Linked DNA regions of Homo sapiens: region 2 is linked to region 1. The links are chromatin loops, found by intact Hi-C in ENCODE. Cell type or tissue: MCF 10A. All regions are shown on one strand. Links, peaks and the distances in the headings refer to the core of each region. The heading gives the core; the rest is flanking DNA.

Region 1 (14,815 bases), core at 6,816-14,815:
AAGGAGAAGTGGACCAAATAAGCCCCGGCTCCGTGGGAACAGCGACTTCAGTTAGAAGCTGCAGTTCTCAGCTAGGCTGGGAGAGAGAGGCATGGCCAGAATCACCCCGGGAGCTATTCACAGAATAAACATTTTTTTCTTTTTCTCTCCTCTCAAGAATATCAGACTCTATTGGGGAACATGGGGAAACAATTACCAGGTGATTCTGATCCTCCCATTGGGAACATCTGCCCAAGAGGAACTCAGGCTGGGCACGGTGGCTCACACCTGTCATCCCAGTGCTTTGGGAAGGGAGGTGGGAAGTTAATTGCTACATTAAAAGCTTAAAGGAAATATTTTATTTCCTATTAGTCTGTATTCACGTGTCAGGGCTATTTCCTGATTTTTTTTTTTTTTTCTAGAAAAAGCCATAACCATTTAGTTGTTATCATGCCTAGCTTGCATTTGCATAACATCTGATAGTTTTTTCTGAAGTATTTAGCCTATAAATTCATAGTTGATCTTCATGGAAACCCCCTTTTTAGAGTGTTACAGCTTTCAGATGATCCAGAGGCCTAACCACAGATGTGGCCTTGCCCACTGGTAAAGAGGTCCGACTGAGACAAGTAAAGGCTCAGGTGCCTCAGTGGGCGGTACAACAACTGAACACTGGAGGCTACTGCAGGTGTGTTGGGACAAGTGCCACATCTCAAATCAGGAGACTTGGGTTTGAATCCTGGATCTCCTGTTTCCCAGTTTTGTGACCCTTCAGTCACAGTTTCCTTACTGTCAGAAGAGTAACACCCCCAAGGGTTCTTGCCACCTGGCCCTGCTAGGCACTCAGTAGCAGACCTGAGGTTCCTAGATGCCAGGTGTCTGAAGATGACTATGACACTCTCAAGGAGACTGGGCTAGTCAAGGAAAGCAGATGCGGAAATGGTGACGTGATCAAGTGCTGTGGCTGCATATTAGAAGCAGTAGTTGAACAAATGATGTAGGTATGGTATCTACTTTGTAATGTGATAAAAAGAAAAACTGCCTGCAAGTCCTGTTGAATGCAGAATATTCTTATCTCTATTCTATTTACCAGGGTTCCAGGCCATGTCTGTCCTAACAGAACTGTGTTAGGAAGCAGGGGTCGCTTGGGCCTATTGGACCTTCTGGGGAATACTGTTCTCTGTTGTCCCACCCCACCCCCCCCCCATTTTAAGGAAAAGGAGTATCCCGTGAAAATTAAACACAAGATAATTCATACTCTCTTTTGCATCTAAGAGTTAATTTCATTCCTATGCAGGCACATTGAGGGGCATACTGAAGCATGAAAGAGTGGTAAATTTCACATTTTCAGATGTCCTCAAAACATTTATTCAGTATCTGTTGCTCATAATGCTTTATGACAATAATTAAACTCACAGTCACTGCATATAAGTGGGTAGAGCAGATAAAAAGGACCAAATAAGATATTAGCATCATCAGATGTACAATGGTGTGGAACAGTGGCAAGGATGGTCGTATGCTTCTCTACATGATTAAAAAGCTTAGCATCACTCCTTCTAAGCAAGAATGCAAAATTCTGGCTCATATATCACACCAGAGGGGTCTTTGGGAGAAAGGGCTGTCACCTTGGGGTTCCTGAAACATGGCTTTAATGTGAAGTGGGATTAAGATTTTTTGTAGGACGTCTCAGGTACAGAGATACCCAAAGAGACTGGAATGGTGTTTCAGAAACTTGGATTTCCTCATCAGTTGTATTGTCATGATGGTCTCTCATTCACAGGATTGTTGGAAAGAACCAATGAGATCACATAAAGATGTAGTACTCGACAGTTAACAGATACTTGTATGCTTCCCCCACAGAGGCCTCGATTTATTTTCCTGCTATTCTTTCTCATCAAGCTGACTTTCCCCTGCGTTTGGCCAGCCCCAGACAAGTGACAGTGGGTTTGAGTTCCAAATTCAGGAGAGCATTTTCAGCTGTTTGCCTGTTGGTGCATTTTGGCCTGATAGGCTTCTGAGCAAGCAGGCTTTTACTATGTATGCCGTCTACATTTCTGTCTTGGAGAGTTTGCCTGGGGCTGTTCATAAGGAACTAGGAGCAGAAATCTGGCATGTGATTCTTACAGACATCTCAAACGTTGATCCTTCCTGAAGGAGCCTAGCTGGAGAAGAGCAGAAACGGGGCAGATGCCTCTAGGCAGGCCTTGACTGATTTAAAGTCCCAGTCCTGGGCTTCACTCGATTAAGGGTTTATCAGACCTTCCCACCCATATTAAAGCCATGTTTCTGGGACCCCGCAGTGACAGCCGTTTCTTCCCAAAGACCCCTCTGGTGTGTTAAGATGTGAGCTGGAAGTGAGCAACTCAAAAACCAAGTCATGGTAAAGAACTGTAGGTTTTGGGGCCAGGCTCGGTGGCTGGCTCATGCCTATAATCCCAGCACTTTGGGAGGCTAAGGCAGGAGGATCGCCTGAGCTCAGGAGTTCAAGACCAGCCTGGGCAACAAAGTGAGACCCCCATCTCTACAAAAAAATAAATTAAAAAATGTGCCGGGCATAGTGTCACGCACCTATAGTTTCAGCTACTCAGGAGGCTGAGGTGGGAGGATTGTTTGAGCCCAGGAGGTTGAGGCTGCAGTGAACCAAAATCATGCCACTGTACTCCAGCCTGGGCGACAGAGCAAGATCCCGTCTCGAAAAAATAAGAAGTAAAAAGTAAGGCCAGGCATGGTGCCTCACGCCTGTAATCCCAGCACTTTGGGAGGCCAAGGCAGGAGGATTGCTTAAACCCAGGAGTATGAGACCTGCCTGGGCAACATAGCAAAACCTATTTTAAAAAGAAGAAAAAGAACTGTAGATTCTAGTCCCTCCCTACCACTGCTCCATCAAAAGTCATCTCATCTCTCTGAGTCCCCAGTTGTAGTTGTCCTTGGGGACAAGCACGGACTTGGCTTGGATGCCCTGTAAGGCTATGTTCAAGGTGACATCCTTTGAGGGTGGGCCGTCTCTTCCATTGCAACTTGGGTTGTGTGGACTAGCAGCCTTCATGCCCAGCCAGATCCCAATAGTCACAAACGTGCTCAGATCCTTAATGGAGAGAATCATGTAGCCTGCACCACTTGGTACAAACTGCTTTGTTTGACGCACCAGTTTGTCCCGAGGCATCGGGATGAACCCTTCCATGAATGGGAGGAATGTGTCTTAATTAGGAAGAGAGACACTGTTGAGTTCTCTGGGTCCTAGACTTCCTTTGGGTCTTTTCCTTCTTGAACCTTTTGGAAGTCTCCAAAAGGCTACTTTAGGATGGCATTAGAGCCTTCGGGGAGCTTCTCCCAAGGGCCCCTTTGGCAACTAAGGTGAATGGCTGAGAGGTGAAGATGAATTAGGAGGATCCTTGGCTTTCTGCCACCACCCACTCCCAGAGCAGGAAAGGGGTTGGGGAGAGGAAAGCTGCCTTGCTGGGGAGAGACCCAGCTCTGCTCCCTTTTGAACACACGGTGGCGCCATGTTAGTGTTACCTTTCCTCCCTTCCGCTTGCCAGCACCCAGAGCCTACCAGCCCCTCAGCCCTCCTCTTCATCCTCAGTGGGCTGGCGAACCCTGCATGACAGCAGGCCAGACCAAGGAGGGTGCTGCACTACGGAGGGTCAAGTTGTAGAGCCGAGGGAAGCAGTTCACTTTACTAATAATCAACCTGAGACCAAGAGTGGCAGCAGAGGTGGGACTAGAATCTTGACTTCATTCTGTGCATTTTCCACTGGCTGCTCCAGATTCTCATAGCCCTGGGTTCTTCTCAACCCCTTTCCTTTGCCAGGGGCAGGGAAAACAGCTTCTCTCAGCCCCCATCATGCGGCCCATAGCCCAGGGACCCAAGCACCTAAAGCCTGGGACCATTGCTGAGGTCAACAGGGTTGATATGGATGAGAGAAGAATTGACCCAAATGAAAGAAGGGGCCAGGCACGGTGGCTCACGCCTGTAATCCCAGAACTTTGGGACTCCAAGGCAGGCAGATCACCTGAGGTCAGCAGTTCGAGACCAGCCTGGCCAACATGGTGAAACCCCGTCTCTACTAAAAATACAAAAATTAGCCGGGTGTGGTGGTGCACACCTGTAATTCCAGCTATTCTGGGAGGTTGAGGCAGGAGGATCACTTGAACCTGGAAGGCAGAGGTTGCAGTGAGCCGAGATCACACCACCACACTCCAGCCTGGGTGACAGAGCGAGACTCCATCTCAAAAGAAAAAAGAAAAAGAAAAAGTAAAAAAAGGATGAAAGAAGGGAATCTTTAAAAGCATCCACGCTATCAATTTCTAGTCTTTGAAGTTTCAGAAGAATTTCTGCGGCTGCTGCTTCTGAACAAGGCTAAAAGAAATGTCACGGAATCAGCTTAGTGAGTTGCTTCAATGGAAACTTCATCCAAGGCCGATAATAAATAGCAGTTACATAACTCAGCAGGTCACAGCACTAACTAAGCCCTTTGTAGGCCATCAATCCACATTTATTTCCTGGATTTTATAACTGCTGCTGAAAGGGAGAAAAGGAGGGGCTGAGGATTAGGGGGAGAGAATCTGTGTGCCTGGACGAAACCTCCAAGCCTATTTTCCAGCCTCCTCTCCCATACGCCACCTCTGCAGCTAACTCTCAGGGGGACGTGCCGAGTTCCAGCACATCCAGACACTGTGGCTCCATGCCGGGAAACCAGACCCCTGTCCCAGCTGCCCTGAGTAGCCAAGAGCTTTAGGCTGGTCATTTTCTCTCTGTCCTGTTTTCTGTAAAATGACAGTTGGGCTAGATGAGTTCTAGGATGCTTTTCTGCCCCATGATTCTAAACATTAGGACAGAAGAGTGGGTACCATGTTTGTTTCCCTCACTCCCATGCCCCAGTGTTAGCTGCAAGATGCTGTTGGATCCTCTTGATGGAGACGGGGGAAGAGCATGATCCCAGCCAACTGACACATGGCACAGCAAGGGGGCAGGAGGGTCAAGGCTGCCCTGGCTGGGATGGGGAGCTGGGAGTGCACAGAGTAAAGGGCCCTTGCCGCCTCGGCCTCACTGTCCGGACACCCACATGAGCCAGAGCCAGCATGGACTACACAGCTTCCATGGGCACAGGGGAGTCGGCATAGGCCTGGAGGAAGGGGCGCCTAATAGTAGTGTTCACCATTCTCAAGCCTGGGGAGTTTGATGCCCAGGTTCAGGGCTGTTCCAGAATGCTTAGGTGGGTATGAATGCCCAAAACTGCAGCCGACAGGTCCCAGATGCAGCTTCTGTCTCTCGCCTCTGCTGGGGTCATGGGAGACAGCTCCCCCAGTCTTCTCCACCCTTGCCCAGCCTCCTGTGCAGAGCCACAGGCAGATCCTACCAGCTGGGAATGTCCAGTATGAAGCAGGTTGAGGAAGGGAAGGGCCTGGGGAAGAAATTCACTGGGGAAGAGGGAGGATGTCAGAAGATTTGTGGCATCAGGAAATGACAGGAAAGCCGGAGGGGAGTTGGAGTGGCTGGAGAGGTGAGAGTCCCTGGGCAGAGCCTCTGGTGAGCAGCCTTCGGGTCTGGGTCCGGGGCCCCTTTCCTTCAGGGCCCGGCCGGGCAACTTGCGGGGATGGGATAATGCCTTAGGGAGTCCAGGAGCCCCAGCCCAGACTGCCCCTCTTGGGGTGTGAAGCCCCTGCAAGGGCTGAGTGGCAGAAAGCAAGGGTGGCCGCAGCCACTGAGCATCCCTGGGAAGGGATGGGGCTGTATAGAAGGGGCACCTGGGGACAGGTGGGCAGTCACAGTGTCTCAGCCCGCTGGGACTCACAGCAGAGCTCATCTGTAGAAGAGAAGGTAGAGGTCAGATGTTACATGGGAGGAAATTTCCAATAAAGACAAAAGTGCTTCCGCGGAGAGGGGACCTGGAGATTGGGACTCTGCTCATACTCGCTTCGCTGCACGCGGTCACTGTGGTGTCCTTGCATCCCTCTTGCCCCTCCCTCAGCGCTCTGCCCTTCCCCAGTTCCTGCTGCTTCCTCTGCAGGAACAGCTGCATGTCTGGGCTTGTCAGGGAGTCAGCTGCGTCTCCAGACACAGACGCAGGAGGCCCAGCACCACCCCCAGCCTGATGCCGTCACTGAGGTTTGGAAGGTGGTGGTCTCCTCCCTGTTAAACTGAGACCCAGAGAGGGGGAGTGTGTTTTAATTCCCCAGACCCAACAAGTGAGTAGTGCCAGAAAGGGCCCTCGGGGTCCCATCTCTCCAGGCGGCCTCAGGTCAGTTCCCTCCCGCTGTGGTAGCCTCATCAGCTAATTCTGCCTCTGTTGGATCAGCCAGCAAGGCAATGCTCAAGGGGGCTGGGTGGCGACTCCAATTTGGGTGCACCAGCCAGTCCCAGGGGTGAAGGCAGTGACTTATTTGGGAATTATTTTTGTAGAGGAGACACTTGACTCCACGGCTGTTGAGGCTGAAGCTACCCAAGTGACCCCTGAGCTGAGTGGCAGGGAGGGCTGGCGGCTCCTGGACTCAGCTTCACACCACCTCCCAAGGTGTTCTCAGCCATGCCCCTACCTCTGCACAGGGCCACTCCTAAACAAATCCTCCTGCCTCCCTGGAGCTTGAAGGAGGTGCTTTGCCTCCCATCCTCTCCGCAGTCTCCTCTCCCCTCGGGGATTGGTCACGTGGAACCCTGTTGGAGCCTGAGGGGTGAGATGGTGAGTGCCCAGAGGGCAACGGTGGCTGGCTCCTTCCAGAGCCCACTTTTTCTTTCTTTCTTTCTTTCTTTCTTTTTTTTTTTTTGTTTCTTGGGACAGGGTCTCCCCTCTGTCGCCCAGGCTGGAGTGCAGTGACACAATCATAGTTCACTGCAGCCTCAACCTCCCAGGCTGGAGCTATCCACCTACATCAGCCCTCCGGGCAGCTGGGACTACAGGCACACACCACCACACCCAGCTAATTTTTTTTTTATTTTTTGCAGAATCAGTGTTTCGCCATGTTGCCCAGGCTGGTCTCGAACTCCTGAGCTCAAGTGATCCTCCTATCTCAGATTCCCAAAGTGCTGGGATTACAGGTGTGAGCCACCATGCCTGGGTTTTCCTTGTTGATAAATGAGCATGGGATTGTTCTAGAGAAACTGTGCCATGAGCTGGGTGGGACAGGAGCATCAAGATCATTTCAGAAAGTTCTCTCGTGAAAGCCAAAATATGTGCCTACTCCACCTCTGCCCGCTAGCTACCATGTCCCAGGCCAAAAAGTCCTTAGGAGAGGAGAATCCCATGCAACTGTGGAGTGTGTGCTGGGCCCAGTCCTGGGTTCCTCATCCATTGCCTGCCTTAATCCCCAAGGCGGCTGTGGGGCACAGATTTCCCCATTTGACAGGACACCTCAACCAGCGGTTCTCAACCTCACTAGTACTGACATGTGAGGCTGGGTGCTTCTTTGCTGTGTGGCCTGCCCTGTGCATTATAGGATACATAGCAGCATCCTTGGCCTCTGCCCACTAAATGCCGGTAGCATACCCAATTTCTCCAGACATGTTCCTAGGGGGCAAAATCGTCCCTACTTGAGAACCATTGTCGTAGACAGTAAGTGCCAAGGACTCCAGGATGGGCCCTTGTTTGAACCTGGATCATCCAATTCTAAAGCCTGTCCACTTGCTTTTCTTTTCTTTTTTTTTTTTTTTGTGAGACAGAGTCTCACTGTGTTGCCCAGGCTGGAGTGCAGTGGCATGATCTCAGCTCACTGCAACCTCTGCCTCCCAGGTTCAAGTGATTCTCCTGCCTTAGCCTCCCAAGCAGCTGGGGTTACAGGCTCGTGCCACCATGCCTGGCTAATTTTTGTATTTTTAGTAGAGGTGGGGTTTCACCATGTTGGCCAGGCTGGTCTCGAACTCCTGACCTCAGGTGATCCACCTGCCTCGGCCTCCCAAAGTGCTGGGATTATAGGCATGAGCCACCACGCCCAGCCCACTTGCTTTTCTTCCTATTGCCTTTTTGGGAGTAAAATCCTTTTTGAAATCTGATGACAGCTATATGATCCTTATCCTGGAACAAGGCTCCTACCTTCAATTTCAAGGAGTTTGTGGGTACCAGGTGCTCATTCATGGAGAGAATATTAAGGACACCTGCCCACAGGGAAGCAGAACCAGATGGGAAGAGGCTGAATCAGCCTGCCCTCCTTCCTCTGACCCCTGTGTGATCACCCTGTGACTGGGGTGCGGTGTGTGTGGGGAGAGGGAGGTGAAGGCGGGATTGCCAAAGGCAGAGACATCTGCCCTTTTTGGACAGCTGCCATGTGAGCACGCCCCTGTGTGCCCTGAGGTGGGCAGCTGTGCCAGCCCACGTGCCGAGCCTCACTCATCACCTTGCAGATGGGTGGCCCTGACTCAGCTGGCTGGATACCAGCTGTGGTTGTCCCATCCCAGAACATACTTCCTGTGACTGAGTGACCACCACACTTACCCAAGCATACCTGCCCCTGAAAGCAGAGGAAGGGGCCCAGAGGACTCAAGAGCTGGCCTTTTGTTCTGAGTTCTAGAATGCCGTGATGGTGGAGGAGGGGAGTGGAAGAGCTTCAAGATTTCAGGAACTTCCAAGTCCCTGGCTTTGTAGCATGTTGTAAAGACACGTGGGCCTCAGTTTCCCTGCTTATAAAATGAGAGCATTGGACTGGATGATTTCTAATAATCCATACCCATTGAGCATTTCTTTTTTTTTGAGACGGAGTCTCGCTCTGTCACCCAGCCTGGAGTGCAGTGGTACGATCTCAGCTCACTGCAAGCTCCGCCTCCTGGGTTCACGCCATTCTCCTGCCTCAGCCTCCCGAGTAGCTGGGACTACAGGCTCCCGCCACCACGCCCGGCTAATTTTTTTGTATTTTTAGTAGAGATGGAGTTTCGCCATGTTAGCCAGGATGGTCTCGATCTCCTGACCTCGTGATCCGCCTGCCTCGGCCTTCCAAAGTGCTGGGATTACAGGCGTGAGCCACCGCGCCCGGCCCGAGCATTTCTTACGTGATAGGGTCTTCATGTCCATTCTATCATTTAATTCTTTTTTATTTTATTTATTTATTTATTTATTTTTGAGATGGAGTCTGGCTCTGTCGCCCAAGCTGGAGTGCAGTGGCACATCTCAGCTCGCTGCAACCTCCGCCTCCTGGGTTCAAGCGGTTCTCCTGCCTCAGTCTCCGGAGTAGCTGGGACTACAGGCATGGCTAATTTTTGTATTTCTAGTAGAGACGGGGTTTCACTATGTTGGCCAGGCTGGTCTGGAACTCCTGACCTCAGGTGATCCTCCCACCGGGGCCTCCCAAAGTGCTGGGATTACAGGCATGAGCCACCACACCCAGCCTATCATTTAATTCATGCAATGCCCTAGGAGAGAGGGGCTGTGATTATTAGCCTCACATTACAGCTGAGGAAGCTGAGACTCAGAGAGTTTAAGTAACTTGCCCAGGGTCGCGAGGCCAGTAAGTGGAAGAGGGGTGGGTCCCCTGCCCAGGTCTGACCCAGCAGCATCGTTGAGGATGTCAGTGACGCAGGTGAGAGGCTACGAGTGTCCAGGAGAGTAATGCAAGGGTGACCTGCGGAGGGAGGAGGGGCAAGATCAGGCACCCCGCCCAGTGTGGGGAGCGGCTGAAGATGACTCGGAGGTTTGGAGGGTGGCGGTGCTATTAATAGAAATAGGGAAGTCAGGAGGAGGAGCCGGTTTAGGGCTAGAAGATGATGAATTCATTCTTAGGCATGTGGACACGGATTTGCTGACAGTGGGACCTTTAGGCCAAGATCCAGCCACAGTTCAATTAGGAAAAATCAGCACCTACGAAGTACCTCTAAACGCCAGCAACAGCCTTACCAAGATCAAATCCCCAAACCACTCACACGGCAAGGCTTCCCAAGTCACTGGCTGTGGGCTGAGGCTGCAGTGATGAGTCTGCAGCAGCCATGCCCACGGCTCAGGTTCAAGTCCTGCACTGACCACTGGGGGTCACCGCTGGCGCGCAGACCTGGTGCAGCCGTCCAGGGGGTGCCTGCGGCAAGGCCGACCTAGGGGAAGGGGCGCAGTGGGTTTCAGGGAGCCAGGCTCCCCCTCGACAGGGAGGCAGAGATCTCTTCCTCCTCTTACAGGGGTGGGAGGGAGAGAGGCTGGCAACTGCTTCTTCCAGGCTGTCATCTGGCAACAGTTTTCAGGGCAGCCTGATTAACCTTGAATCTAGTTCTGTTGACGTAGCACCAGGGGAAGGGTGAGGGAGCAGAGCCCCCTTCCCTGAGTTGGCAATGAAGCTCTAGGGGCCTGCCTGGGGGACATCGTGTCCGGGGCAACCGGGGCAACCAGGGCCTGCGACCTGGGGCAGTGGAGCCTGGGAGCTGAGTCCCAGCTGTTCCAAGCCTCATGTCTCCCCTGGCATCTGCGTCAGCAGCTCTGCCCTTTGACTTTTAATTCCCAGGAGAGGAGGGTGGAGGCAGTCTTGGCCATCGGGACTAATTATTTGTGATTCGATTCAACCAGCAGTTTATTGGGGTTTGGACTGGCTTCCTGCTCTCCTCTCAGCCTCCCACACCCCAGCTTTATGGCCCTGTTCTCCTTCGGAAGCTGAGAACAGAGAGCAGGAGTGGCTCTGCAGCAGACACCCCGGTTCCTCTTGGTCTCCTGATCTCGGGATGTCCTGTGGGAAGTTAAGCTTATAAAATGCTTTGAGTCCCTAGAGAGAGGTGGCCCCAAGCTCATGCCCAGCCCAGGCCCTGGGCCCTCCTAGGCCGGCCTCCTGTTCTACCTGGGCTTGTTCGGACCTGTCCCCAGGTGGGCCGGGCTGGGCCAGGAGAGGGGCGCCAGCCTCCCAGCTGTCCAGGTTAGGGGGTGCAGGGCTCAGAAGGGATGGGGGTGGAGCAGGCACCGTGGAACCTGCGAGGCTCCCAGGCCCCAGGGCCCCTGTCAGCGTCTACTGTCCCTCTATATTCGGCCACAGCGTTATTGCCATGTCCTCTCGGGACAGGCAGCCAGCCCGACCCATGATGTCTCCTCCAAGGGCCTGGACTATTTTGGAACCAGCCTTGGGGGTGCTGGGGGAGGCCGAGGTGGGGTTTAAGGGAAGATTGCCTCGCGGCTCCCGGTCAGGGATGAGCAGAGGGTGTGTGGCATGGGGAACTGGCCCCTAGGCCCTTCTCAGAATTCCCAGTACAGTTACGTGAATGTTCCTTCTGCTCAGGTTTCCTGGGGATGCCTAGGCTGGGGCCTCAGGGGCTGAGTCTGGGCAAGAACCCAGCCCCTCCTCCCCCCGGGAGAAGCTTCCAGCTGTTTAGATTCATCCCTCAATTAAAAAACATTGCCCCCCTGTGCCAGGTTTCACCCAGAGCCACGTACAAGCTAGCCCAGTGGGTCTCAGCCTTTCGGATTTCTCACATCACTAACATTTCAAAAAAATAAAAAAATTTAGGATCTGACGTCGTCACCAGTTTTGTTTTTGCGACAGAGCCTCGCTGTGTCACCCAGGCTGGAGCGCAGTGGTGCCATCTCAGCTCACTGCAACCCCCGCCTCCTAGGTTTAAGCGACTCCTGTGCCTCAGCTTCTCGAGTAGCTGGAATTACAGGCGTCCGCCACCATACCCAGCTAATTTCTGTATTTTTAGTAGAGATGGGGTTTCACCATGTTGGCCAGGCTGGTCTCAGACTACTGGCCTTAAGCGATCTGTCCACCTCGGCCTCCCAAAGTGCTGGGATTTCAGGCATGAGCCACCACACCAGCTAGTCACCAGTTTTTTTATTTTGCTGAGTTTGAGGTCATTAAAAGGAAATGTCAAAGGAAAGGTCCTTTTGTGCTCACACACACAGACACACACAGACACAGACACACACACACAGACACACACACGATTGAAAATACAAAGCTCAGATAAAAGGACAGTCTTTTGGATTGAGTAAACCTAGCTTTAGTAAAACCTCACTATATTGTCCTTATTTTTCTCATTTTGCTGCTGGCAGATGAGAACATGGCGATGGCTGGCACTGGGCACCGGCTGAGGGACTTGTGCTCCAGGAACTGTTGGTCTTGCCACTCCTCCGCCTGGGCCCAGTGCCAAGGGCAGCCAGCTCTGCTCCGGGGAACCCCTCCCCAGCACGTATCTCCCAATCTCTCATGCACCGGTCACTGCCACTTTTGCTTCTATCTTCCTGTCCTCCATGCCCCTCCCCCAATATTTGCAGGAGGGGGAAGGTGGGGAGCAGGCTTCACACAGCTCCCAGACTAAAGATGGCACCGCTAGCCGATCACTGCAGCCCAGAGTCCACCCATGGGGAAGTCACACGTCGCCCGCTCCTTGGAGGGGGTCTCTGCTGTGGAAGGTGCTGGTCTGGGCAGGGTCAAGAATTCCAGAGTGGCCACCGCTTCCTGGCCATGGGATCTGAGATGAGTCCCAGAACCTCCTTCCTTGAGCTTCAGCTTCTTGTTCTATAAAATGGGCATATTAACTCCTCATCACAGGGCTGGTGCAAGGGTGGTGTGAGTGACAGAATGTTTGTGAAAGTCCTTGCTGAGCTATAAAGCTTAGGTAGGGGTAGTTATTATTACGATGGGAAACTAGTAAATGGCTGAAGAAAGAGCAGCCCAAAAGCTGACCTCAGCCTCTGGGTACGAAGACAGTGCTCACACCCACCCCCAGGTCTGTGATCTGGGGCCCCTCCAGCCCCACAGAGGAGCAACGCCAGCCTGACCCCATGAGTCAGCAATGCCAGGGCTGGACCACGGCATTCTGGAAGTCGGAACTAGGCCTAGTCTGTGTTGGAGACAGGGTCTGCTGTGTTTTTGGAGAGAGGGTCTGCTTCTGTTGACTTGTAGTGGCCCCACTATGTGGTTATTGCAGCCGACGGCCCCTCAAATTGTAGAGAAGTGTGCGAAGGGCCTCCCCAAGGCGGAGCCCCTTTTGGATGGATGGAGGTTTGAGGATTCAAGGTGTTCGCGGAGGATCGGATTTTAAGGGCTGTCCCCGCCCCCGCTGTGTCACTGTGGGGCAGTGTGGGAAACACGCCCACCCATGTTCCTAGTCCAGTTCACCATTCACTCTAGCTGTGTGGCTGCCTCTCCCAGCCTCAGTTTCCTCATCTGTCAAATAGGGACAAGAGGCCTTACCTTCCAGGGCTGTTGTTAGCTTATTGGGACCCCATGCAACAGTCCCTGGAGGGTTTTCAGTCCAAGGGAGCCCCCTGCAGACCCTCCAGGAGGTCCTCCCCACAAAGGGAATCCAGCGGTCCTGAGGAAGCATGAGCCTGGGCTGCCTCCCCACCCAGAGTGGATCCCCCACCCAGCCGGCCTCCAGCGCCCTGCCCCCTCTCCCCACCTGCTCAGTAGTCTGGTCATGAAGTCATTGCCACCTTCCCCAGCCTGCACCCCCACCACCCCTGCCCCCATGCTGACATCCCATTTGGCAAAGAGGTTGGAAAAGCCGCTGACTCTTCCAGACCCTGAGTTCATTGACTGGTCAGGGCGCATCGGCCACAGGCTGACCATGTGGCCAGAGGGGGGTTTGCAGAGTGAGGGAGTGGCCCCTCCAGGCCTTCCTCCCCTGCCTCAAGCCTCCCCCTGACCACTAAGACACTCCTCCAATATCCGCCCACACCCCAACTATACATACCTGACCTACACACATGTGGCCCACCCCCTACACACTTGCTGCAGACACTCCTTACACCCCTCGTAAACACATGCCAAGCACACACTCCCCTGGGCAGCCACCTACCTACTGAGGCACACCCAGCACACCAGACTCCCACACATATGTGTATGTGCCACTCCCTCATACGCTGGTGTGAGCTGTTGGGCACCACCAGCTACCCACGGCCACAGCTACTCCTGGTCCACCATGGCCCAGCCTCTTGGGCTGCATCAGGCAGATGCACCTGGCCTGAGCCAGGCTCTGGTGGGAGGGTCTCTGGCCTGGGGGGGGTCTCTAGATCAGAGGCACAGGCGGCCAGACTTGAAACGCCTCATCTCAGCCAACCCCTTCACTGCTCATTTGTGGAAACTGAGGCCCAGAGAAGGCAAGGAGTGGTCAGGGGCTGGTCACGTCACACAGGCAAACTCCTCCCAAGCGCCTCCAAGTGTCTGAGAGCGTGGCAGAAAGGCGGGCAGCCCAGGCTCCCTCCGCCCTCAATGCGCTCCTCAAATGTCCTGACTCAGTGGGTCCTCTTCCATGAGTTCTTCCAGGATGACGCCCAAGACTGGGTGAGCTTTTCACCCTCTGCCCTGGGTGCAAGGTCATTTGAAGCTAGGCAGGGGGCACACCCACTGTTGGGCCTCAGCCTTCACAGGCTCAGGATGTTAGTGTCTCACATAGCCTTGGCCTTGCTCAGCAAATACCCAGCGCAGGCTGCAGTCCCACAATGCACTACAAGCCTGGCCCTCCCACTCCCTGCCTCAGTCTCCCTCCCTAAGACTCACCCATCAGGGCCCTCAGCAACTGCCTAGACTGTGGCTCCATCATGGGGCCCTAGGCTCCAGGGAAGGACTCTCTTTCCCTTGGACTGTCAGCTCCACAGGATAAGGATTTTTGCCTGGAAAGGTGCCTGGCACCTAGTAGGTGCCTTAAAAAAAAGCTGTTGAGGCTGGGCAACGTGGCTTATGCCTGTAATCCTAGCACTTTGGGAGGCCAAGGTGGATGGATCACAAGGTCAGGAGTTCGAGACCAGCCTGGCCAATATGGTGAAACCCCATCTCTACTAAAAATACAAAAATTAGCCAGGCATGGTGGTGGGCACCTGTAGTCCCAGCTACTCAGGAGGCTGAGGCAGCAGAATTGCTTGAACCCAGGAGGCGGAGGTTGCAGTGAGCTGAGATCACACCACTGCACTCCAGTCTGGGCGACAGAGCAAGACTCCGACTCAAA
Region 2 (14,815 bases), core at 5,807-13,806, 170 kb after region 1:
AGCCTGATTCTTCTGCTGTCCGCCCTCCGGCCATTCTCTCTCGATGTGCTGATGGCAATCTTGAGGTTCTCAGGCCTGGGGAAGGACACTCCCTGACTCTGACCTTGCCTGAGGTTGAGGCTTCATGGGCCTTTGCTGCTCAAAGGCCTTTAAGCTATGATTTCCTTCTGTTTGGCATCTAGAAGCCGTCAATGTTCCTAACCAATACCCCAAATTCCGGGAGTCCCTATTTCATCTTAGTTTTGCTTGCAAATCAGCCAGTGCTCACTGGTCCCATCTTATTCTTCTGAGACCTTGTTAAGTGCTGCCTGTACTTTATGACTTCTTCCCTTAGAGCTACAGGGTCAGAGGACAGCTGACCTGTTTATCTCAGGCAACTATTTTACCAAATGTTTTGCCGTTGCCTAGCATGGGTCTCCATCTTTCCAAACCCTGACAAAGGTTTTCTCACTATCTTGCCCAACTACAAAACCAATGCCACACATTTTCGATTTTCATTATGGCAATATCCCGCTCCTAGTACTAATTCTATCTTAGTTAAAGTAACACTAACTTATGGAAGAGATACCCCACCCCCAAATTTCAGTTGCTAAACACAATACAGGTTTATTTCTTACTCCATAAAAGGAGGATGGGGGCAAGGAATTGGGGGACCTCCATTTCTGCTGTAAGAAACGGAAATCGCCGATTCCTTGCACCCCATCTGGTTTTCTTGTCTGGGTTTCTTACAGTGTCTCAGACAACGGGAGGCTGTGCCACTTTCAACATGTGGCTTCTAAAGGCGATCTGAATATCAGAATTCAGGTAGCAAATAAGAGAGAGAGAAGAGTAGCTGTGGCCCTGCTTTAGTAGATAAAGTTTCATTGAAACACAGACACATTTACATATTGCTTATGGCTGTCTTCACACAACAACGGCAGAGTTGATTAGGTGCAATAGAGATGGCATGGCTCATGAAGTCTAAAACCGTTACCAACTGGTCCTTTACAGAAAAAGTCGGCCAATGCCTAGAGGAGAAGATTGGAGAGCTAAGGGTAGATTTTCATAGGCCAGACCTGGAAGTGGCTTTGCCACTTTACTCACATTCCACTGGACAGAAAGCAGCCCCCTCAATGGAGGGAGGCTGCAAAGTGTGTTCTTTTGTTTTGTTTTGTTTTTTGAGACCAAGTCTGCCTCTGTTGCCCAGGCTGGAGTGCAGCGATGTGATCTTGGCTCACTGCAACCTTGAACTCCCAGGCTCCAGCAACCCTCCCACCTCAGCCTCCCAAGTAGCTGGGACTACAGGCACACGCCACCATGCCCAGCTAATTTTTGTTGTTGTTGTTATTGTTGTTGTTTTGTAGAGACGGGTTTTCGCCCCGTTGGCCAGGCTGGTCTCGAACTCCTGGGCTCCAATGATCTGCCTGCCTTGACCTCCTAAAGTATTAGGATTACAGGCGTGAGCCACTGTGCCTGGCCCAAAGTGTATTCTGGATGTGTCCCTAGAAGGAAAGGGAAACAGCTGGAGTTATCATCTGGTCGTTCTCTGCACAAGCACCATCCAGGCCCTGAGGATTTCTGACTGGGCACTTATGGGTCCAACTTCCTTCCTCAACTTCACATCCGTGTTTCTAGAAATCTGCCAGTCATCTCACGCTTCGTGTCCTCAACAGAACCTGATCCTTTTCCCTCTGAGCTGGCTTCTCCTTCTGTGCTCACTCCCAGTTAATAGTCCATCATTCACTCCAGTGCCCAAACTGGAAGCCCCAGGAATGCCCATGGCCCTCCCAGTCCCTCAGCCCCATAATGCAACACTCTCCTAGCAGATATCATTGCCTCCTCTTCTCCGTAGCCTGCCACAGCCTCAGCGCAGGTTCTAGTATTCGTCTTGTTCCTTGTCTCAATAACCAGAACCATCCCTGAAGCTTGCTCACAATTGTCTGAGTTCAGCTTCTTCAAAATCTCTTTTAACTAAATTGCTCCCCCATATTAACTCTTGCTGTCCCAAAGGACACGAACACATCACCTGAGGTCACCCATCATGCAGTGGCAGAGCTCAGATGGGAACTTTGGCTTATGAGCCTTCACAGGCCTCACTCTCCCATTCTTTGCAGGATAAAGCACCAGGAAGCACAAAGAAAATTCTTTGCATAGCAGAAACTCTCAAATGGTAGAAAGTGAGCAACCCCATTTCCACACACTCAGAGAAGAATTTTGCAGTGGGCTGAGCAGTTTTGCTCTGTGGGAACACAGCATATACCTCTCATGGGTTCTCTGTTTCCTTTTTTTTTTTTTTTGAGACAGAGTCTTACTCTGTCACCCAGGCTGGAGTACAGTTGCATAGTCTCAGCTCACTGCAACCTCTGCCTCCTGGGTTCGAGCGATTCTCCTGCCTCAGCCTCCTGAGTAGCTGGGACTACAGGCGTTCACCACTACTCCCGGCTCATTTTTGTATTTTCAGTAGAGATGGGGTTTCACAGTGCTGGCCAGGCTGGTCTTGAACTCCTGACCTCAGGTGATCCGCCTGCCTTGGCCTCCCAAAGTGCTGGGATTATAGGTGTGAGCCACCACACCCGCTGTTTCCTTTTTTTGAGACAGGGCTCCACTCTGTCTCGCAGGCTAAAGTGCAGTGGTACAATCATAGTTCACTGCAGCCTCAAACTCCCAGGCTCAAGTGATCTCCTGCCTCACCCTCCCGAGTAGTTGGGACTGCAGGCATATGCGCCACCACGCCTGGCGAATTTTTTTTTTTTTAATAGGGTCTTTTTCTGTTGTCCAGGGTGGAGTGCAATGGCATGATCTCAGCTCACTGCAACCTCTGCCTCCTGGGTTCAAGTGATTCTCCTGCCTCGGCCTCCCAAGTAGCTGGGATTACAGGCACGCACCAACACGCCTGGCTAATTTTTGTATTTTTGGTAGAGATGGGGTTTCACCACGTTGGCCAGGCTGGTCTGGAGTTTCTGACCTCAGGTGCTCCACCTGCCTTGGCCTCTCAAAGTGCTGGGATTATAGGCATGAGCCACAGCACCCTGCGAAGAGATTCTTCCTCTAGGACAAAGCCCCCCCCTCCAAAGACCCCTGAGGGTCACTGCAGGGCCACTCCTCTTCCCTCCCCTTCCTAATGGTATAGCAGCCATTCTGTGGGACAAAAAGAAGACAAACTGAGGTAGGTCCTCCTGGGAGTCTGGGACTGGTCCTTGGGGCTGCCTGGGTGACCCCCTACCCAATTCTGTTTCCCTGGCACTCCCTACCACCCTCTACTGCTCCTTGTGACACCGTCCTTCTGTAAGATCATCTTCTCTTTTACACGTTTGCTTATTCATTACCTGTCTCTTCTACCTGGAGGTAAGGAACCAAATTAGACTGGCAACACCGCCTCTTGTTCTCCTCTATTTCCAGCATCCAGAAAAGTGTCTGGCTTATCCTTGGTGCTCCATAAATTTTTACTGAATGAATGAATAAATGAATTCATGAATGAACAGGATGGCTAGTGAGACTCTGACGGCCTCCTGCTTCCCCCACACTGTGGAAGGTGGGGCTCCCCAAGCCTGCACTCCTACCTGAGATGCCAGTCTCTTTGTCTACTTTAGACACCAGGTTCCAAAGACCCTGTGCTCTCAGATACCTTTTATGTCTAAAGCAGAGGCCCTACCCCAGCACTCCCCATCTCAGTAGACAGTAACTCCATTTACCCACTTGTTCAAATTCAAAATGTCAGTCATCCTTGGCCGGGCGCGGTGGCTCATGCCTATAATCTCAGCACCTTGGGAGGCCAAGGCGGGCGGATCACCTGAGGTCAGGAGTTTAAGACCAGCCTGGCCAACATGGTGAAACCCCCTCTCTACTAAAACACACAAAAATTAGCCAGGCGTGGTGGCGCGCACCTGTAATCCCAGTTACTTGTGAGGCTGAAGCAGGAGAACCACTTGAACCCAGGAGGAGGAGGAGGACGTAGTGAGCCAAGATTGCACCACTGCACTCCAGCCTGCGTGACAGAGTGAGACTCCATTTCAAAAAAAAAAATAGTGTCAGTCATTCTTGACTCCTACCTCCCTTTCCTCCAATGCACTGGCGAATCCTATTTGGGCCCCCTTCAATGTACATCCTGAATCTGACCACCATGGCGACCACGAACTCTCACCTTGACGATGGCAATACCCTCCTAAGGGGACTCCCCACTTCCCTTCTTCCTCTTCTCCAACCCAGGTTCTGTCTGCACATGGAGTGGCCTATTGGAAATATCATTCAGATTGCCTCACCTCCCTGCCTGCGACCCACTAACAGTCCTCTCTCTTCTTTGCTCACTCTGTTCCAGCCACTGAAACTATCCCCACAGGGTTAACAAGAATCACATGTCAGGTTCTGGACAGAAATAGAGTTATAATTAAGCTTTAATTTGGCTGCTTTCTGACCCACTTCCTTGTTGCTGAGATTCACATAGCACTAGATATTGACCACTTGCCTCCCCATTGTCCCTACACATAGGATTTCTTTTTCTTTTTTTTTTTTCTTTGAGATGCAGTTTCACTCTTGTTGCCCAGGCTGGAGTGCAGTGGCGCGATCTCGGCTCACTGCAACCTCTGCCTCCGGGGTTCATGTGATTCTCCTACCTCAGCCTCCCGAGTAGATGGGAGAATCACTTGAACCCAACAGGCAGAGATTGCAGTGAGCCGAGGTCGCACCACTGCACTCCAGCCTGGACGACAGAGAGAGACTCTGTCTCGAAAAAAAAAAAAAAGAAAAAAAAACAAAACAAAACTTTAAAAGGGCAGGGCCTTCGTCTACTTTATGTGCAGCTGCCTCACAGTGTCTAGAACAGGGCCTGCACACTGCAGGTGCTCCACAAATGTTTGCTGAATGAAAATGGGATGGTGGCTGGTGGAGAGAGTTACTGATGGTGGCAGGTCGCTGTGCAGGAGGAGGCCTGGGATTTGGAGCTCAGATCAAGGGGCTGTAATCATGTGTGCAAGGGCCCCAGTGCTTTACTCCCTGTGTCTTTACCGTGTGCATCTACCATCCTGGTGCCCTCCCACTCAGACTCTGGGCTCAGCCACGTGCTTGCTGTGGCCAGCAGGATGTTAGCAGACCGGAGGCAGGCAGAAGAGGGCTTAGCATCTCCATCTGTTCTTGCCCTGAGCTCCACTATGAGAACATGCCCGGGCAGGCCTGCTGAAGGATGAGAGACCCATGGATATGTGAGGAAAGAACATTCCGGGCCAAGGGAACGGGCAGTGCAAAGGCCCTCCTTCCAGATAGGGGCTTGCCTGGTGTACTTGAGAAGGAGCACAGGGCCAGTGGGGCTACAGCCAAGTGAGAGAGGGGACCACGTTGCAGGAGCTCCTGGGATCCAGACTGTGGAGGGCTTTGTAGACCATTGCAAGACTTAGGCACTTACTCTAAGCAAAATGAGAAGCAGAGGCCTGGCAAGCTCTGACTTCCATGCTAAAAGGATCACTTTATTGCTGAGAAAGAAGAGATATGGGGGCGGTGCAGAAGCAGGGAGACCAGTGGGAATGGGAGGGGATATTGCAATAATCAGACTAGGGTGGCCGCAGCGGAGGTGGGGAGAAGAGGTTGGATCTGACTATGCTGTGAGGTCGGATCTCAGAGGATGGGGTGGGGGTCAGTGAGAGGAGGTGAGGGGTTCTGAGCTGAAGAACACCAAGGCTCAGCCTGGCCCTGCCTGATGGCCCCACCCAGAAATCCCCAGCTCCCTCTGCTCCCGCTGCATTGGCCCTTGTTTTCATCCCCCGAACACATTCCCCTCTCTCCTGCCTCAGAGGTCTCGGTACTTGCCACTGCCTCTTTCCCCTCGCTCTTGGCCTGGCTAAATCCATCATTTGGGTCACAGCTTAAATGTTCTTCCAGAGGCCTTCCCGGGACCCCCACCCACCCCACCCCTATGAATTGTCTTCTCTGCCATCCTCCCTCCTCCTACCCTGTTCTTTCCCTTTCCAGTGCTCCTTTTAATCACGTACGTAATCCTGTGGTTATTGGTTTAACGTCTGCTCCATTAGATCACCAGGGAGCAGGGCCCGACAGGCTGTGTGGGGTCAAGTCCCTGTTATTCCCATCTAGACCTGTGTGAACTGGGGAAAGCTAGTAAACCACTGGGCCTCAGTCTCTTCCTTGGAAAAATGGCAGTAAGGCCCAAGGCAATCCTCCAGGTAGAGCGCTGAGCTCAGTGCCTGGCCCACTGTTCAGTACATGTTAGCTACTATGGGGGCCATGGAAAGGAGGCCAATGTATTTATCTGGAAGCGCTCAGGCTGTTCAGATGACTTCACTGTATTTGGCAAGCTCTCCGAGTGGCATAAACAAACAGCACTCTGAGTAGACTGCTCAAATGAGGCAGGTTTGAAACTGCCTCTTGGCAAATGCACATTCAGGGAAATTAGAGAGATGTGTGCATTTGCTGATTTTAGTTGCTTGTCATCCAAATACCAATCGAGAGGGGAGGATACAAATCTCAAGATGGGCTGGAGGCAGTGTTCCCCCTATGGAAGCCTAAGGGGGCCAAAGATCCAATTCCTGCAGGGGGTGCTTGGGAACTCAGCCTTGGTTCATCCTGCCTAGGACTTTGACACTGACTGAGGGTTATTGAGAAGCTGGGACCATTGAGGTGTCACTCCTCTAATGTTGGGGTCCCAGCTGCCACCATCAAAGGGCAGTGATGGTTGTGAGGTTGGCATGATTGTCCTCATAAGACCCTCCCTGTGATTCTGCCTCCCAGCCTTCTGGGTTCCTGCCCAATTTGTCAGGCTGGTTCCAGTTTACCCTGTGACTCTATGAACCATCCATCATCATTCCAGAAAATTATTTTTGGGCTATAGTTAACCAGGGTTGTTTTCTATTGTTTACAACCAGGATCGTCTCCCCTCCCAGAAGGGGCTGAGTACCAACCCTCAGAAAACCTCATCCACCACCTTGGCTCTGCCCTACTCATTACTGGGAGCATAAACTTCCCTAGGGTGCTATGGGGCGGGCATGTGTCAGTCTGTACTAGGAGTACCCTGAAAACAGGGCAAAAGATGTGCCAAGCTAGATTAGGAAATGTTAACCAGGCTTCTTTCTCTAGCATGTCATACCGCCCCGCCCCAATGCAGGTGGCAGCAAGGATGTCCTTGGGGCAGGAATGTTTCAGAAGAAATGAAGAGAAGCCAGTGGAGCTAGGTCTTGGATACTAGCTTCAAAGTTGAGGTCCTTGCCTCAGTAAAAACACTGATCACACGATGGCTCTCTCCTCCCCACTCCAGCCCTGTTGTCTGGGCTGCAGTAGGGGCACTGCAGAGCTCAGGGAGTAGAGGGGCGCAGTGGTGAAGGCACTTCCTGGTGAAGGCACTGAGGTACCATCTCCCAGAACACCCTCATGTCTCTACACGTAAGGAGACATGCTGCTGTGGCTTGTCTGGGCAGAGAGGGCCTGAGACAAACCCCTCCCCACAGTTTCCCATTGAAGTGGCTGAGAGAGGGTTCTGGGACCACATGAAGCTCAGGATCAGGATGGTATAACAAGGAGGCCAGGTGGGCCGCGGGCCCTCATGGTGAATGCTGATGGGATGGACACGGGCAGTAATGAATCCAGTGAGAACGGAAATCAGCAAATGATGCCCGATAGGGCCAGAGACCATCTTTACAGATACCAGCAGAGAAAACGAGAACGACCAAGATCAGAGCCCTCTCCCTGCTGACACCATTAGCTGGGACCCCAGGGCAAAGGGGGAGGCAAAAACTTAGAATTGACTGAAGAGGCCAGGCGTGGTAGCTCACACCTGTAGTCCCAGCACTTTGGGAGGCCAAGGCGGGTGGATCACAAGGTCAAGAGTTGGAATCGAGCCTGGCCAACATGGTGAAACCATGTCTCTACTAAGAATACAAAAATTAGCCAGGTATGGTGACACATGCCTGTAATCCCAGCTACTCGGGAGGCTGAGGCAGGAGAATCACTTGATCCCAGGAGGCAGAGGTTGCAGTGAGCAGAGATCGCACCACTGCATTCCAGCCTGGGTGACAGAGCAAGACTCCGTCGCAGAAAAAAAAGAATTGACTGAGGAAACCCTGAATTCTGTAATAAAAATGTTTCCACATCGTGCAACATGGGAAATGGAGGTGGAAATCCAAGTCAATTATAGAAAATAGAAACATTCACACTTCTGACTTTGTAACCCATGAAGCTTGTGCCCCTACAAGGAGATCTCACCCCCATGTAACCTGGGTGCCAACCCATTACCTAAGAAAACAGACAGGCCTGGAGAGCTTTAGGGAGAGTTGTGGAGGGACGGACTTTGAACTCTTGTAAAGTGACTTGCTTTTATTAGGCACCTACTGTATACCAGGCACATTGCTGAACACTATATATTATTTATTTTTCTTTTTTCTTTTCTTTTCTTTTTCTTTTTCTTTTTGGACAGTCTCACTCTGTTGCCCAGGCTGGAGTGCAGTGGTGCCATCTCAGCTCACTGCAACCTCCATCTCCCAGGTTCAGGTGATTCTCGTGCCTCAGGCTCCCGAACTATATATTATTTCTTTCTGTTTTTGTTTGTTTTGTTTTGTTTTTGAGACAGGGTCTCACTTGGTTGCCCAGGTTGGAGTGCAGTGGTGCGGTCTCAGCTCACTGCAAGCTCAGCCTCTGGAGTAACTGGGATCATAGGTATGTGTCACAACGCCTGGCTAATTTTTGTATTTTCACTAGAGACGGTGTTTCGCCATGTTGCCCAGGCTGGTCTCAAACTGCTGGCCTCAAGTGATCCGCCCGCCTTGGTCTCCCAAATTGCTGGGATTACAGGCATGAGCCACCATGCCCAGCCTACATATTCTTTCTAAGTGAGGTGGAAATTATTATTTTCTTTTTGCAGACAAGAAAACTACAACACAGTTGCTGAATGAGGGAGCCAGGGTGCATTGGGCTGATTTCCCACAGGACAGTTTATGGACTCCTTGGATAACCAGGAATACTGCTCTGCGGCTTTACACCCAAAGGTGGTGCTGGGAGAGATGGGAGACCAGGGAGGGACTGAATTAAAAATGCAGGTTCTTGGAGGAAGCTCAGGCAGGAGTGGGGCGGCCCCTGGTGGACACACGGAGAATGGCAACTCGGTGGTGCGGACCTGCCCTGCCCAGTGGCCTTGCATGGGAATGGCAGGGAAGGAAAGGGGCAGGCTCAAGAGGAGGTATTGAGAGGGGCTCCCATGTTGGAGCTCAGTCCTGGGACAGCAAAGGCTACTCCTGGGGCGCGGGGGCGGTATGGGAAGGGGCATTTCATGAGGACAGGCAAGAGGAAGGAAGCTGACCTTCACTGAGCGTTGACTATGCTCACAAGATACAGGTGGGAAATGATATCGACTTTTAAAACGGGCCCGCTGGGCGCGGTGGCTCATGTCTGTAATCCCAGCACTTTGGGAGGCCGAGGTGGGCAGATCACTTGAGGTCAGGAGTTCGAGACCAGCCTGGCCAGCATGGTGAAACCCCATCTCTACTAAAAATGCAAACAAATTAGTGGGGCATCATGGCACATGCCTGTAATCCCAGCTACCTGGGAGGCTGAGGCAGGAGAATCGCTTGAACCCGGAAGGCAGAGGTTGCAGTGAGCCAAGTTCCCACCACTGCGCTCCAGCCTGGGCGACAGACCAAGACTCCATCGCAAAAAAAAAAAAAAAAAAAAAAAAAAAAAAAAAAAGGGCAAAGATATCCAGGCACATGCGAACCAAAAGAAAACCAAGGTCATGACATGAAGCTCAAAAAATTATATGAAACACGACGGATCTCTTTGTACTGCTAAAAGGGAAAGACCCCAGAAAATAAAACGTGCACCAAGTAACATAATGTAAAACACATAGGCCGGGCGCGGTGGCTCACGCCTGTAATCCCAGCACTTTGGGAGGCCAAGGCGGGCGTCACGAGGTCAGGAGATCAAGACCATCCTGGCTAACACGGTGAAACCCGGTCTCTACTAAAAATACAAAAAATTAGCCGGGAGTGGTGGCAGGTGCCTGTAGTCCCAGCTACCTGGGAGGCTGAGGCAGGAGAATGGCGTGAACCCGGGAGGCGGAGCTTGCAGTGAGCCGAGATGGAGCCACTGCACTCCAGCCTGGGCAACAGAGCGAGACTCTGTCTCAAAAAAAAAAAAAAAAAAAAAAAAAAAAGTGCACATCAAGAAAGTGAAGAGACAATCCACAGAATGGGAGAAAATATTCATAAATCATATACCTGATCAGGGACTTGTAACCAGAATATGTAAAAAGGCTCTTACAACTCAATAAGAAGACAACCCAATTTTAAAATAGGCAAAGGCCAGGCTCGGTGGCTCATGCCTGTAATCCCAGCACTTTGGGAGGTCAAGGCAGGCAGAACACTTGACGTCAGGAGTCCTAGACAGCCTGGCCAACATGGTGAAACCCCATCTCTACTAAAAATACAAAAATTAGCCTGACACAGTGGCACGAGCCTGTAATCCCAGCTATTCGAGAGGCTGAAGCGGGAGGATCACTTCAGCCCGGAAGGCGGAGGTTGCAGTGAGCCAAGATCACATCACTGCGCTTCAGCCTGGGCGACAGAGTGAGACTCCGTCTCAAATAAAATAAAATAAAATAAAATAAAATAAAATAAAATAAAATAAAATAAAATAGGCAAATGATTTGAATAGATGTTTCTCTAAAGAAGACATGCAAATGGCCAATAAACACAAGAAGAGATGTTCAACATCACTAGTCATTAGGGAAATGCAAATCAAAACCAAAATAAGATACCACTTCACACTCACTGGTATAGCTACAGTTTAAAAGACAAATAAAAAATAGACCTTCTCAATCCCCCTGTCTCTGTGAACTTCCGCTGGGAAAAGCGATGCACTGGCGAAAGCCGTGTGAGGGGGGCCTTTGGCTCCAGAGAGACGGCGCGAGAGCCCCAGTGGGAACCACCCGGAGACCCAGAAGATCGAATTCGCCACTGCGCTGCGCGGCCGCCACACTCGCCGGGATCGGCCGGGTTTGAAGACGCGCCATGGAAGCCAGAGGGGTCTGACGATGGGGACCTCTCGGAGCGTCGTCGCCCTGCTACTGCGCCTTGGCGGCCGCGCTCCATCTGGAGGCTTCCTCGTGACGCATACGCAGCCTGGCCGCCAAGAAGACCGTCGCCTGCCTGGGACAGCCACCCTGGACACCCAGAAGCCAGGAGATTTCCAGTGAGGCCCTTCGCTTCCTTATCTTTTGCCCAAGAACTGGGTTTCCGTAATGCGTCCGCTCTGTTCCCATGCCACCCAAGAGGCTGTGGCTGAGCAGCGCTTCTGACACATTGCTCTCTTTAGTCTGTTCTCGCAATAAAATCCAACGCCAGTGCAAAATAATAATAATAATAATAAACATAGGGCCAGGCACGGTGGCTTACGCCTGTAATCCCAGCACTTTGGGAGGCTGAGGCGGGCGGATCACGAGGTTAAGAGTTCCAGACCAGCCTGGCCAACATAGTGAAACCCGGTCTCTACTAAAAATACAAAAAATTAGCCGGGCATGGTGGCACGCCCCTGTAATCCCAGCTACTCGGGAGGCTGAGGCAGGAGAATCGCTTTGAACCCAGGAGGCAGAGCTTGCAGAGAGCAAAGATTGCACCATTGCACTCCAGCCTGGGCAACAGAGCAAGACTCCGTCTCAAATAATAATAATAATAATTAATAAAGGCCAGGCATGGTGGATCACACCTGTAATCCCAGCACTTTGGGAGGCTGAGGCAGGTGGATCACTTGAGATCAGGAGTCCAAGACCAGCCTGGCCAACATGGCGAAACTCTGTCTCTACTAAAAATACAAAAAAAATTAGCCAGGCATGGTGGCACACGCCTGTAATCCTAGCTACTTGGAAGCCTGAGGCACAAGAATCACTTGAACCCGGGAGGCAGAGATTGCGGTGAACCGAGATTGTGCCACTGCACTCCAGCCGGGGTGACAGTGAGACTGTCTCAAAAAAAACAAACAAACACATAGTGAACCCCCATCTCTACTAAAAATACAAAAAAAAATTACCGGGCATGGTGGCGGGCGCCTGTAGTCCCAGCTACTTGGGAGAGAGGCAGGAGAATCGCTTGAACCCAGGAGGCAGAGGTTGCAGTGAGCTGAGATCACGCCACTGCATTCCAGCTAGGGGCACAGAGTGAAACTGTGTCTCAAAAAAAAAAAAACCCACAAAACATATACACAGAATTTTTTTTTTTTTTTTTGAGATAAGATCTTGCTCTGTTGCCTAGGCTGGAGTGCAGTGGTGAGATCTCGGTTCACCGCAGCCTACACCTCCTGGGCCCAAGCGATCTTTCCACCTTAGTCTCCCAAGCAGCTGGGACTATAGGCCTGTTTTTGTTGTTGTTGTTGTTTATTTGAGGCAAGGTCTCATTTTGTCACCCAGCTGGGAGGGTAGTGGCACCATCACGGCTCACTGAAGCCTCAACCTCCTCCTAGGCTCAAGCGATCGTCCCATCTCAGCCTCTTGAGTAGCTAAGACTAAAGGCGCAACCAACATACCTGGGTAATTTTTCTTTTTTTTTCTTTCTTTTTTTTTTTTTTTTTAAATAGACAGAGTCTCACTGCCTTGCCCAGGCTGGTCTTGAACTCCTGGGCTCAAGCAATCCTCCCAACTCAGCCTCCCAAAGTGCTAGGATTACAAGCATGAACCACCGTGCCCAGCCAGAAAAACTCTAAAATGCATAGAAAAATAGACAAATAGAAACACCTCTCAGCCCGTATCAGATACTTTTAAAACAAAACAATAAGGTTCCTCAGAAGTTCATGTCATAATCAATGGCTCCAGCTTTACAAGGGCCACAAACTTATATTGCAAACCAGCCACATGCCAGGTATTGTTCAAAGCCCTGGGGACACAACTGGGGGGAAAATCTCTGTTCCTGTGTAGCTCACATTCTACAACAAATATTCACTCAACAAGTATGGGGCATCCTTCTGTTCCAGGCACTGTTCTGACCTATGTGCTGGGCACACATCATTAAACAAATGATGATAATGTAAGGTTTACAGATATTTACAAAAATCGACCCGGAGTAAGAAGGAAATCTCTATAAGTTTAGAGCAGCCTAGGCAACATGGTGAGACCCTGTCTCTACAAAAAAAAATAAAACATAAACTAGCCAAGCATGCTGGCATGGGCCTGTAGTCCTAGCTACTTGGAAGGCTGAGATGAGAGTGTCACTTGAGCCCAGGAGATCAAGCCTGCAGCAGGCCATCATCACATCACTGCACTCCAGCCTGGGCAATAGAGCGAGATCCCATCTCAAAGAAATAATACAGGCCCTATTCTTTGACCACAATTGAAAAAATTAGAAATAGGAAATAAGAAAACAAAAATCCCCAATCACTGAGAAACTTCAAAGCTTCACATATTGTCATAAACAACTTTATCTTCAAAGAGAACGTTCAAACTCCCATTGCAGACTGTTTGGGAAGTGAGTTTATATTCATGTGAAACATACACATACGTCGTAACTATGTGATACTAGTTATTCCAAGTGCACTGCCAAAGTTAGGGCCAGAAGGGGTTCCTTGTGGTCATTACTGTTATTTGACATTTTTTGTAGAAGGAACAGTCTATACAATTATACAAGAGAACAAGACAAGAAGTGCTATTGCTTACAAACCACATCAGATTGGCAAAGATTAGGGTGGCAGTTCCTACCATCAACAAACATGGAGTGAAACGGCTCCGTCATGCGCCGTCCATAGAGGCTCAGCTTGGTCCCAGCGTGCTCTTGCCTCAGTCCTGAAGCTTCTTGTAGAAACACACAAGTGCTCAGGGAGTCAAGGGCCTGGAAACAATTGTGCATCAAAGAGAAATTAGCTAAAAGAAATTCCACAGCCACACTCTGGAATACTCTTATGCCGCCAATAAAAGAGGTAGATTGATATAAACCCACGGTTCTCCACTGGAGGCGATTTTGCCCTCCAGAGGACATTTGACAACATCTGGAGACATTCTTTATTATTTGCAGTGGGGTGGGAAGGTGTTAGTTGCATCTTGTGGGTAGAAGCCAGGGATGCTCCTCAACATCTTGCCATACACAGCACAGCTCCCCTCCAACAAAGAATGATCCGGCATCAAATATCAGTAGTGGGCCCAATGCAGTGGCTCACACCTGTAATCCCAGCACTTTGGGAGGCTGAGATGGGCAGATCACCAAAGGCCAGGAGTTCCACACCAGCCTGGCCAATATGGTGAAACCCCGTCGCCACTAAAAATGCAAAAATTAGTTGGGTGTAGTGGTGCACACCTGTAGTCCCAGCTACTCTGAAGGCTGAGGTGGGAGAATCACTTGAACCCGGGAGGTGGAGGTTGCAGTGAGCTGAGATTGTGCCACTGCACTCCAACCTAGGCGACAGAGTGAGACTCCATCTCAAAAAAACACAAAAATAAAAAAAACAAACAAAAAAAAACACACAAATATCAGTAGTATCCAAGTTGAGAAACCCTGGTATAATGTAACATGGAGATATATACACAATGAATTGTTAATAAAAAAGTAAGTTCGGAACCCAACTTATACCATGACCCCATATTTTTTCTTAATATACCTGTACTGGTATATACCTAGAAAAAATATTAGAAAGTTCATATCAAACTGCTCATACATTCATCATTCTTTCATTCATTCAACAAATATGGGCACCATTGTGTCTCAGGAACTGTTCTGACCTATGTGCTGGGCACACATCATTAAACAAAACAGACAAGGCTCATGCTTTTCTGGGAACCATTGTGTCTTAGTGGGAGACGCCTGGGAGGGGTGTCTTATTTTAGGGGGCTATAACAAGATACCATCAACTGGTGCCTTAAACAACAGGCATT

What was found. Peaks named below come from ENCODE experiments on the same cell type or tissue, not always from the same donor. Only the 100,000 strongest peaks of a DNase experiment are listed, where the experiment ranks them.
Region 2: a loop joins it to region 1, with 14 times the contacts of the local background. A loop is called at or near these places in 88 of 110 quality-filtered maps.

The regions. Positions count from the first base shown.
Region 1 is chr17:50,945,618-50,960,432 of GRCh38, reverse strand. It overlaps LOC124904029 (a long non-coding RNA gene), which reads left to right and starts at 8,902. Exons shown (of 2, transcript XR_007065849.1): 1 at 8,902-9,480; 2 at 9,681-11,380. RefSeq lists enhancers at 5,179-5,859, 5,860-6,540, 8,252-8,753, 9,394-9,920, 14,802-14,815 and 1 more and a silencer at 9,791-10,085. In MCF 10A, for the core only: a CTCF peak has its summit at 9,934 (motif pointing right); DNase peaks (open chromatin) are centred at 8,222 and 9,612.
Region 2 is chr17:50,777,569-50,792,383 of GRCh38, reverse strand. No RefSeq gene overlaps it. Among named protein-coding and RNA genes, the nearest start is that of MIR8059, 16 kb to the right of the region's middle. In MCF 10A, for the core only: a CTCF peak has its summit at 9,043 (motif pointing left); a DNase peak (open chromatin) is centred at 9,043.